2 separate regions of the Homo sapiens genome follow, and region 1 is linked to region 2. The links are chromatin contacts, found by Hi-C or POLR2A ChIA-PET in ENCODE. All regions are on one chromosome and are shown on one strand. Each heading gives the region's core, a stretch centred on a gene start or an enhancer-like site at or near the end of the contact. The rest is flanking DNA. Distances are from core to core; before and after follow the strand shown. Region 1 holds the start of MORF4L1 (mortality factor 4 like 1). Region 2 holds the start of TLNRD1 (talin rod domain containing 1).

Evidence for each region. A loop is a pair of places that touch in the nucleus more often than their neighbours do. ChIA-PET counts read pairs that join two places held with the same protein, here RNA polymerase II (POLR2A). Pooled maps may share reads with other maps.
Region 1: a map of breast epithelium shows a loop between it and region 2 (18-fold over the local background). The contact joins the promoter of MORF4L1 here to the promoter of TLNRD1 in region 2. A Hi-C loop is called at or near these places in 2 of 168 maps with a recorded cell type or tissue (breast epithelium and naive thymus-derived CD4-positive, alpha-beta T cell) and 10 of 50 pooled maps. POLR2A ChIA-PET finds 5 or more read pairs at or near these places in 2 of 52 experiments (CD4-positive, alpha-beta T cell and activated T-cell).

The regions. Positions count from the first base shown.
Region 1 is chr15:78,870,276-78,874,845 of GRCh38, forward strand. It overlaps MORF4L1 (mortality factor 4 like 1), which reads left to right and starts at 2,615. Exons shown (of 12, transcript NM_006791.4): 1 at 2,615-2,782. The coding sequence starts at 2,743. RefSeq lists silencers at 2,387-2,646, 3,057-3,116, 4,118-4,227 and enhancers at 3,202-3,833, 3,227-3,466.
Region 2 is chr15:80,998,174-81,002,420 of GRCh38, forward strand. TLNRD1 (talin rod domain containing 1) reads left to right here and starts at 2,750. Exons shown (of 1, transcript NM_022566.3): 1 at 2,750-4,247. The coding sequence starts at 4,099. LOC128071545 reads left to right here and starts at 3,969. Exons shown (of 1, transcript NM_001414893.1): 1 at 3,969-4,106. The coding sequence starts at 3,969. The coding sequence ends at 4,106. RefSeq lists silencers at 2,378-3,067, 3,108-3,567, 3,918-4,047.

The sequences.
Region 1 (4,570 bases), core at 1,365-3,864, 2.1 Mb before region 2:
GTGAAACCCCATCCCTACTAAATATACAAAAATTAGCCGGCCATAGTGGTATGCGCCTGTAAACCCAGCTACTTGGGAGGCTGAGGCAGAAGAATCGCTTCAATCTAGGAGGTGGAGGCTGCAGTGAGCTGAGACTGCACCACTGCACTCTAGCCTGGGTGACAGAGTGAGACTTGGTCTCATAACAACAACAACAACAAAAAATTGGCTGGGCGCAGTGGCTCATGCCTGTAATCCCAGCACTTTGGTAGGCCAAGGCAGGAGGATCATAAGGTCAGGAGATCGAGACCATCCTGGCCAACATGGTGAAACCCCATCTCCACTAAGATACAAAAAAGTAGCTGGGCGTGATGGCACACCGAGTCCCAGCAACTCAGGAGGCTGAGGCAGGGGAATCGCTTGAACCCAAGAGGCAGAGGTTGCAGTGAGCTGAGACTGTGCCACTGCACTCCAGCCTGGCTACGGAGCGAGACTGTCTCAAAAAAATAATTTAAAAAAAGTACGTATTTTATATTCAATAAAAAATTTAAAAGTGTACAGGACAGTTTTGGTGGGGTGGGGTCCAAAGAAGCCCTTGTCCCTTTTTACAATTTAGCAATGGTGTCCAAGGGAGTGAATACAGTCATGGGTTCTTAGTTTCTGTTTCTGGTTGGGCCAGTAAAGCCCCTTCCTCATCCCCCTTTTCCACTTATCACTAGAGACTGAAACTAAAAACCATGGCTTCAGGGTGCTAAAAGCCTAAACAAAACAAAACAAAACAACAACAAAATAAGACAGGTTGGACAAGCTTGCGAGAAGTAGTCGTGACAAGATGGTGTATATTCAACTGGAATAAGGAAGGTTTTTGTGGGTTTCTGTTGTCAGAGAAGGGGTTGTGTTAAAAAGACTGAAGGAGAAATGGAAGTCAGATAAATGGAGAGGGGCCCGGAATTGGTGGGGTGTGGAACCCGGGCAGGGGAGGGCTTAGAAAAGCCATGGAGACAGGCTGGGCGCAGTGGCTCACGCCTGTAATCCCAGCACTCTGGGAGGCCGAGGCCAGCGGGTCACCTAAGGTCGGGAGTTCAAGACCAGCCTGACTAACATGAAGAAACCCCATCTCTACAAAAACACAAAAATTAGCCCGGTGTGGTGTCACATGCCTGTAATCCCAGCTACTCGGGAGGCTGAGGCAGGAGAATCGCTTGAACCTGGGAGGCAGAGGTTGCAGTGAGCTGAGATCGCGCCTTTGCACTACAGCCTGGTTAATAAGAGGGAAACTCCGTCTCAGAAAGAAAAAAAAAAAAAAGAAAAGTCATGGAGACAAAGGTTTGCGTAGGAGGATAAAGGTTTACATAGGGGATGCAGGTAGGCTAAGGGCTGTTTGTGGAAGGATTTAAATACCAGGCTAAGGACTTTGAGATTTATCGTCTAAAGTTCATTGAGCACTTATTCATTGTTGGGTACCGCGCTAAGCCCGTATATGTAATTCTCACAATAAACTGACGGAAATGGTGCTATTTTGCAGCTTAGCCAACAAAGTTGTTTTTGAACAGGGAACGACATAAATCCGTTTGTTTAGGCCAGGCACGGTGGCTCACGCCTGTAATCCCAGAACTTTGGAAGGCCAAACCGGGCGGATCACGAGGTCAGGAGTTCCAGACCAGCCTGGCCAACATGGTGAAACCCAGTATCTACTAAAAATACAAAAATTAGCTGGGCGTGGTGGCACATGCCTGTAATCCCAGCTACTCCGGAGGCTGAGGCAGGAGAATCGATTGAACCTGGGAGGCGAAGGCTGCAGTAAGCAGAGATCGCGCCACTGCACTCCAGTCTGGGCAACGGAGCGACACTCCATCTCAGAAAAAAAAAAAAAGGTATAATATTGAAGAAATCCGTTTGTTTAGAGTGACAAGAAGCACAAACAGGGCAGGTACGGAATACAGACGTTGACATATTCACACTAGCCTTTTTCAGAAAGCAGAGCTCCATTATCTCAAAAAGCTAAAGCGTGACTAGTGTTTCCCACGTCATCATCCTCATTTCCGCAAGGCTGGGCTGGAGAAGAGGAGGTAGACCTAGGAGCCAACAAATGGCTATCAATCCCACCAAATAGGCTCCGCAGTGGGGTTGCTAAACAACGAAGCTTCCAGAAGCGGACCCCAGTTCCCACCCTCTTGCTGATCCTAAAGCCTTTCTATGCAAAAACTAGCGGAATGCTATTGAATGTAGGTTTCCGAGCCAGCCCTATTCTCTCCGACTACTTCAACATCAACGGGGGCTTATTTGCCCAAGGGACGTCGCAACTGGGCCTTTCCCATTCTATTATCACTGGTGGCTCACCACCCCCACTCTCCCCCATCGCCAGCTCCGCCTTAACCTCCCACGAAATCAAATCCCCGCTTTACCAACCCGCAGCAGCCGGGGGCATGGAGAGAGAAGCGGGGGTGGGGTGGGGTAGGGTAGCCGGCCCCTCCCCCACCCGGGGGGGGGGGGGGGGCGCCTCCACCGACTCCGAACTACCAGTCCCGGCGTGCCCTGGGGCGGCGCGGGCGCAGGGGCGCGTGCGCGGCGGGCTGTCGTTGGCTGGAGCAGCGGCTGCGCGGGTCGCGGTGCTGTGAGGTCTGCGGGCGCTGGCAAATCCGGCCCAGGATGTAGAGCTGGCAGTGCCTGACGGCGCGTCTGACGCGGAGTTGGGTGGGGTAGAGAGTAGGGGGCGGTAGTCGGGGGTGGTGGGAGAAGGAGGAGGCGGCGAATCACTTATAAATGGCGCCGAAGCAGGACCCGAAGCCTAAATTCCAGGAGGGTGAGTGTGCGCCTTTGGGAAAAAGGCACCTAACGGCGCAGGAGATAGAGGCGGGCTCGAGGTGATTGAGGCTTGAGGGCCGGGGGCGGCGCGGGCTGCGCCCTGAGAAGGCGGCGGTCAGTGCTTTGTGCGGGGAAAGCGCATTGCGGATGGCAATTCCGGTGCGTCATTGTGAGAAAGCGCTTTGTGAAGCGAGAGTGCTGCGCAGGCGTTAGAGTGGGAGAGAGAGCGTTTGGCGCGTGGCACACCCTCGTCAAGTGTTTGTTATTGTTCTGAGGAAGAGGGCGCGGAGAGAGCAGCCTATTGTAGGGAGGCGACGGGAGCGCCATGGCGGCGGTTAGGGGAAGTGATGTGGCGGCGGGGGGGGAGGGGCGGTGGCTGTTTCGGGCGGTCCTGCGGCGCGCCCGGCCGCTTGGGCAGCTACGACGGGTTTTTCGGTGCTTCCTGGAGCCCCGGGGTGGTTGCGTTCGGTGGCAACTCAGCTGCGGATGGGGGTGGGTTTGGCGCCACGGGGCGGGAGAAGTGCGTTGTAAAATGGCCGTTGCAAGATGGCGGCGCCATCATGGCCGCCGGCGTCTCGGTCCCGTATGGAGGCACAGCTTACGGGCAGATGCAGCGCCCCCTTCCACGACGACCAGAAGGTTGCCGGGGCCCTCCGCATACCACAGAGTGGTGGGTGGGGACAGAAAAAAAAAAGTGAGATGAGCGTTTTCCTCCGCTTTGTGTTGCCTGGAGGCATCACTCTGCTATTCTTGGGCGCAGTGCCGAGATCCTATGGTAATGTGAGTGAGCTCTCGCTTTGCAGTTGCTCGTAAAAAGTAAATAAAAATGATCTGAATGCAGTGTTGACGCCGTTTGCATTTGTAAGTCCCATTGCCTCGACGTCATTTTTTAAATGCAGTAATTGTTTGATTAGTTGCAGTGTTTAACAATGACTTGAAAGTTGAATTTCTTTTTATTAATTGGTTTTCGATTGACATGAGTTTTGGGTAAGGTTAGACTGACTCCCAGTGGAAGGCAGCTCTTTAAATTTTCACAACGCTTCAGTTAACGTATAATAAGGTGGAGGTCTAATAGCTAAAAAGGAAGTAAAGTCCTGTTGAGAAAGGAGGAACACTTTAACATTCCTTTTCATTGCTATGGAAATTTATGCTAGTTACCGTAAATACGATGTCTACATGCGTACGATTTTTGTTCTAGGGGTTTTTAGACTTGCATTAGAATTCCTTTTAGAGCCGTAAACCTCAAACCGTAGTACTGCGTATTTTAAGTTTATGGAATATTTAAGGAGGTTTTAGGGGTATTTTGTTAATGAGTGACTTTTTTTGTTTGTATTTTTGAGACGATGTTTGTCACCCAGGCTGTAGTGCAGTGACGCTATCTCGGCTCACCTCTGCCCCCCACCCGGGCTAAAGCGAGCCTCCCAAGTAGCTGGGATCACAGACGCGCGCCATCACGTCCGGCTAAGTTTTGTTTTGTTCTGTTTTGTTTTTTAGGGTTTTTGTTTTTTCTTTTCTTTTTCTTTCTTTTTTTTTTTTTTTTTTTGTATTTTTGGTAGAGACGGGGTTTCATGTTGCCCAGGCTGGTCTCGAACTCCTGGGCTTGAGCGATCCACCCGCCTCGGCCTCCCAAAGTTGTGGGGGGTTAACGGGCGTGAGGCATCGCTCTCGGCCGTGTGACTTTTAATACCCCTCTCTCACCTTGAGAAGCTGTTGACTCTACCTCCTATGGGTTCATTATTTTACTAGACATTTTAGAGCAGATATTCTTAATCTAGAGTCAGTGCAT
Region 2 (4,247 bases), core at 1,500-3,999:
CTAATTAGACTAAAAATATGCAACAGCAACAGACAACCCTCAAATCTCTGTGACTTAACACACCAATAATTTACTTTGTGTTCACATTGCATGTCCACTACAGATCAAGAGGGTCTGCTCCACATGGTCACCTAAGCTTACAGAGGCTCCACCAACTAGAATGCAGTCTCCGTGGTAGTTATAGGAGGGCAAGAGAGTGGAGAATTACAGATTGGCTTTTCATTGTCTCAGCCTAGAAGTAACCTGCATAGCTTCCCCTTACATTTCATTGGTCAGACAGAACCACATGGCCCTGCCTACCTACAAATATTGTATCTGTGAAGCCTGATTATCTCTGCTATAGGTTTTTTACTCTGTGCTCTCACTGTGCCAATAGTGAAATTGTGGCTGTTTCTTGTGAATCTACTCCTATCCCTGGACTCTAAAGAGTGGGGGCCTCATATTACAAATTATGTAACTTTGGTGCCTAGCACAAGACTGGTGCCCAGTGATTGTGGAGTGATTGAACAATCGGACAAAGTAAAGGTGAACCTAAAGAAAGGTGGAGGCAGTGCCTGGGAGGATCAGTTTAGGAGCTTCCCTATCTGAAAAATGAAGCAGGGAAGGCCGAGAAAACAATGCTATCAGTTTTAAAAATGAAACCAAACCTCACTGAATAGAGTGGACAGTCTGTGTGTAACACAACTCATTGTCGGGGTGGGTTTCCATCAACAACAAAACAGACTGCATATGTAGAAGAAAGGGAAAATGGGACCCCCAGGGGCACTACGTGGCTTTGGAAAAAAAATCTGATCTTAGAGCAGCCTCAAGAATAAACTAGGCACAGAACAGTCTGACTTCCCTCTCATAAGTTTTATTTATTTATTTATTTATTTTTTTTTGAGACGGAGTCTCCCTCTGTCGCCCAGGCTGCAGTGCAGTGGCGCGATCTCCGCTCACTGCAAGCTCCGCCTCCCGGGTTCATGCCATTCTCCTGCCTCAGCCTCCCGAGTAGCTGGGACTACAGGCGCCCGCCACCATGCCCGGCTAATTTTTTGCATTTTTAGTAGAGACGGGGTTTCACTGTGTTAGCCAGGATGGTCTTGATCTCCTGACCTCGTGATGCGCCTGCCTTGGCCTCCCAAAGTGCTGGGATTACAGGTGTGAGCCATCGCTTTCGGCCCCCTCTCATAAGTTTTTGGAGCTTAAGAAGGACTAAGGTGCAATCCCTGGGTCACCATGGAAAAACCTTGACTTATCCAGCTGTTTTTTTTTTCTCTTGTAGAAGAAAAAAAGGAATTAACCCTACATAATTACTTCCTATTTCAAGTCAGTTTTATTGACCTCGGTTTGCAAACTAAGTGGGCTCATCCGGATTCTAAAGATATTTAAGGATACTTTCAGTTATAAGTAGGATGACTATCCATCCAGGTTTGAACCTGCTGTTCATGGTTAATTTATTAATAGCATGTCTCACAGTTCATTCTCAGAAATGCTTGGATATGGCCGATAAATTGAAACGTCATCCTAGTTAAAAGTAACGTTTTTAACTGGCTGGAGAAAGGTGACTTGGGGTTCTAGGAAGGGACAGAGGAACAAACATTCTGTTGGCTCAGCACGCCCAGCCTGTGTTGGGCTGGGCACCTTAGAGGACCTGTTTCAGGACTGCGTGACTGGCGTTTTGCTGGGAGTAGCCCAGGTGTTTTAACCACTTCCTGAAGAACAAGGTTCGGTAAAAAGAGGCTGGGGCGTAGGCGTGGGTTCCTGTCCCTGCCATATGCTGTCTTCCTGATCTTCGGAAGTCACTTCAAGCACCTGATCATCAGTTTCCTTATCTGTAAAACTGGAGTAGTAATGTTTCCCTCCAAACGCCGTCGTATTTAATTCATTTAACAGCAGCCACTATTATTCCATTATACAGACGAATAAATAGACGTTATGAGAGGGCAAAGTGCGCTGATCAGGGCTCATAATAATTCTAACAGCTACTGTTTAGGAACCAAGTACTCAAGCAGCCTGTGCACAATCTCTAATTTCTAGAAGAGAAGACGGATACTTGGAAAGAGAACTTGAACAATGTCATGGAACTCATAAATGGCTTGAGAAAGGCTGATCCTAGGAAATCTGCTTCAGAACCCGCGCTCTCACTGCATAAGGCGTATTTCAAGGGAGGAACGGGCAGGCATCTAGCACCACTCTTCGGACTCCCCATCCAGTGCTCTTTTCCTCTTTTCGTTACACTGCACTGCTGGTCGGAAACCCATCGTGGAAGTGGATCAAACACAACAAAGGGCAGGGGGCGTTGGAAAACCGGGCGAAGTCGCGCAGACCGAGACGACCCACCGGCCCCAGCAAATCACCAGGGGCCGAAATCCAGTGTCCTCCTCCCTTCAGCCCAGAAGCCAGGTCACCTTTTAGACTTGCTCTCTTGGCGGGGAGGAAGCGTGGAGCCCCCTGGTCCGGCTAAGAGCTTACGTAAGGCCCGCGGGCGGCTGCGCCCCGGTCTCCCATGGGTGTGCGCAGAGCCCCCGGGCCGGAGCAGGCCTTCCCCTGTCCGCTCCCCCAGTCTCTCGGCCCAGGACCACGGGGGAGTTCAGGACCACCGGCCCCACGCCGGCAGCGTCCGCGTTGGGCGGCGGCGTCCCCCGCAGCCACCCAGCTTCCCGGGGGAGGAGCAGCGCATCGCGCAAGCATCCGGGAGCGGCGGAGGGGGCGGGAGGAAGGGCGAGAGGAGGAAGCGGGATTTAAACGAAAGGCGGTGACGCCACACAAAAGATTTCTATAGGCTCCAGGGAGGTTACGGCCGAGGCGGCGGCGGCGGCGAGCCCGGGGGCGAGGCGCGGACGGGAACAGGAAAAGCCTCCGGCAGCCCCTGCGGGCGGCGGCGCAGCCACGGCCGCGCTCCGAGGTGAAGCCGCGCGCGGAGAGGAAGCGGGTGTTTTCCCCTCTGCCTTTCGGCCCCCGCCCTTCCTTTCAGTTTCTGCCCGCTCGCTCGGAAGTTGGCGGTTGACAAAAATGGCAGGAGCCGGGGCCCGGGCCGGTTGCCGCAGCGCCGCGGGGACCTTCTGAGTTGGCCCGGTGGCAGGGAGACTCGTGCAGGGGCGTCCGATGCGCGGGGCCCGGGGCCTCGGGAGAGCTCAGCTGCTGCGGGCCCCAGACGAGGCGACAGGGATGGACTTGCGTAGACAGCCAGCGCCGGGCCGCCGGGCGCGCGGTCTGGGAGGGCGTGCCGCCGCGGCGCCGGGCCGCGCTCTGTGAACCGGCGAGGCGGGAAGGGGCCGCCGTGGTGCTCGGCACGCCCGGGCGTGTGGCGGGCGGGCGAGAGCTTGAGCGCGATCCGGGCGGCCGCTGTGCGCAATCAGTGCAGGCTCCCGCCCGACTCTGACTCGGCGCGGCCGCGACAGTGCCGGCCACACCCTCTGCCCCGCTGCCGCCGGCGCCGCTTCCCAAGAGCTGGAGGCAGGAGATGCGCCCGGGGCGGCCGCGCGTCCCAGAGAGCCAGCCCCGGCCGCCGTCGCGGGGAAGTGCCGCCTGGTGGGGTCACGGCGCCTGAAGCCCACGTGCGCCGCCGAGCCCGAGGTGGCCTCGAGCGCGGCGGCTGACAGCACAGCCCGCCTGAGCTGCCTCCCGCGCTCCTCCCCGAGGAAAGGATTTTGATTTCAAAGAAAGGAAGGAAGGAAGGACAACTCCCAGCTTCCCCGTCCCGCCCTCCCCGCTCCGAGGGCCGCGCCAGGCCATGCCCAAGAAGGCGGCGGCGGCGGCGAACCAGCAGAAGGGACTTTCCTGGCAGCCCGGCGACGAGGAGCGCGGACAGTGAGTTTGCTCTGCCCCGGTTCATGGTTCCTGCAAGCCCTCTAGGAGGCCGAAAGCTGCAGCCCCTCCCCTTGCCCCGAAGAGCCTTCCGCGTTCTCTCGCCCTCGGGCCCACCCCGCGCCGCCCGGGCTCCCGCCGCCGCAGCCCAGTGCCCTCTGCCCGCGGCGGTGGATGGCATGATGGTGCGGGGAAGGCACCGCGGCCTTGGCCAGCTGAGTCGCGACGGCCGCCGGGGCGGCGGCAGTGGCCGCGGCAGCGGCGGTGGTAGCGGGCTCCCCAGCGGCATGCCAGTGCCCCCCGGGCGCGATGGCTAGCGGCAGCGCCGGGAAGCCCACTGGCGAGGCGGCTTCTCCGGCTCCTGCGAGCGCCATCGGCGGGGCCAGCTCGCAGCCGCGGAAGAGGCTGGTATCCGTCTGCGACCACTGCAAGGGCAAGATGCAGCTGGTGGCTGACCT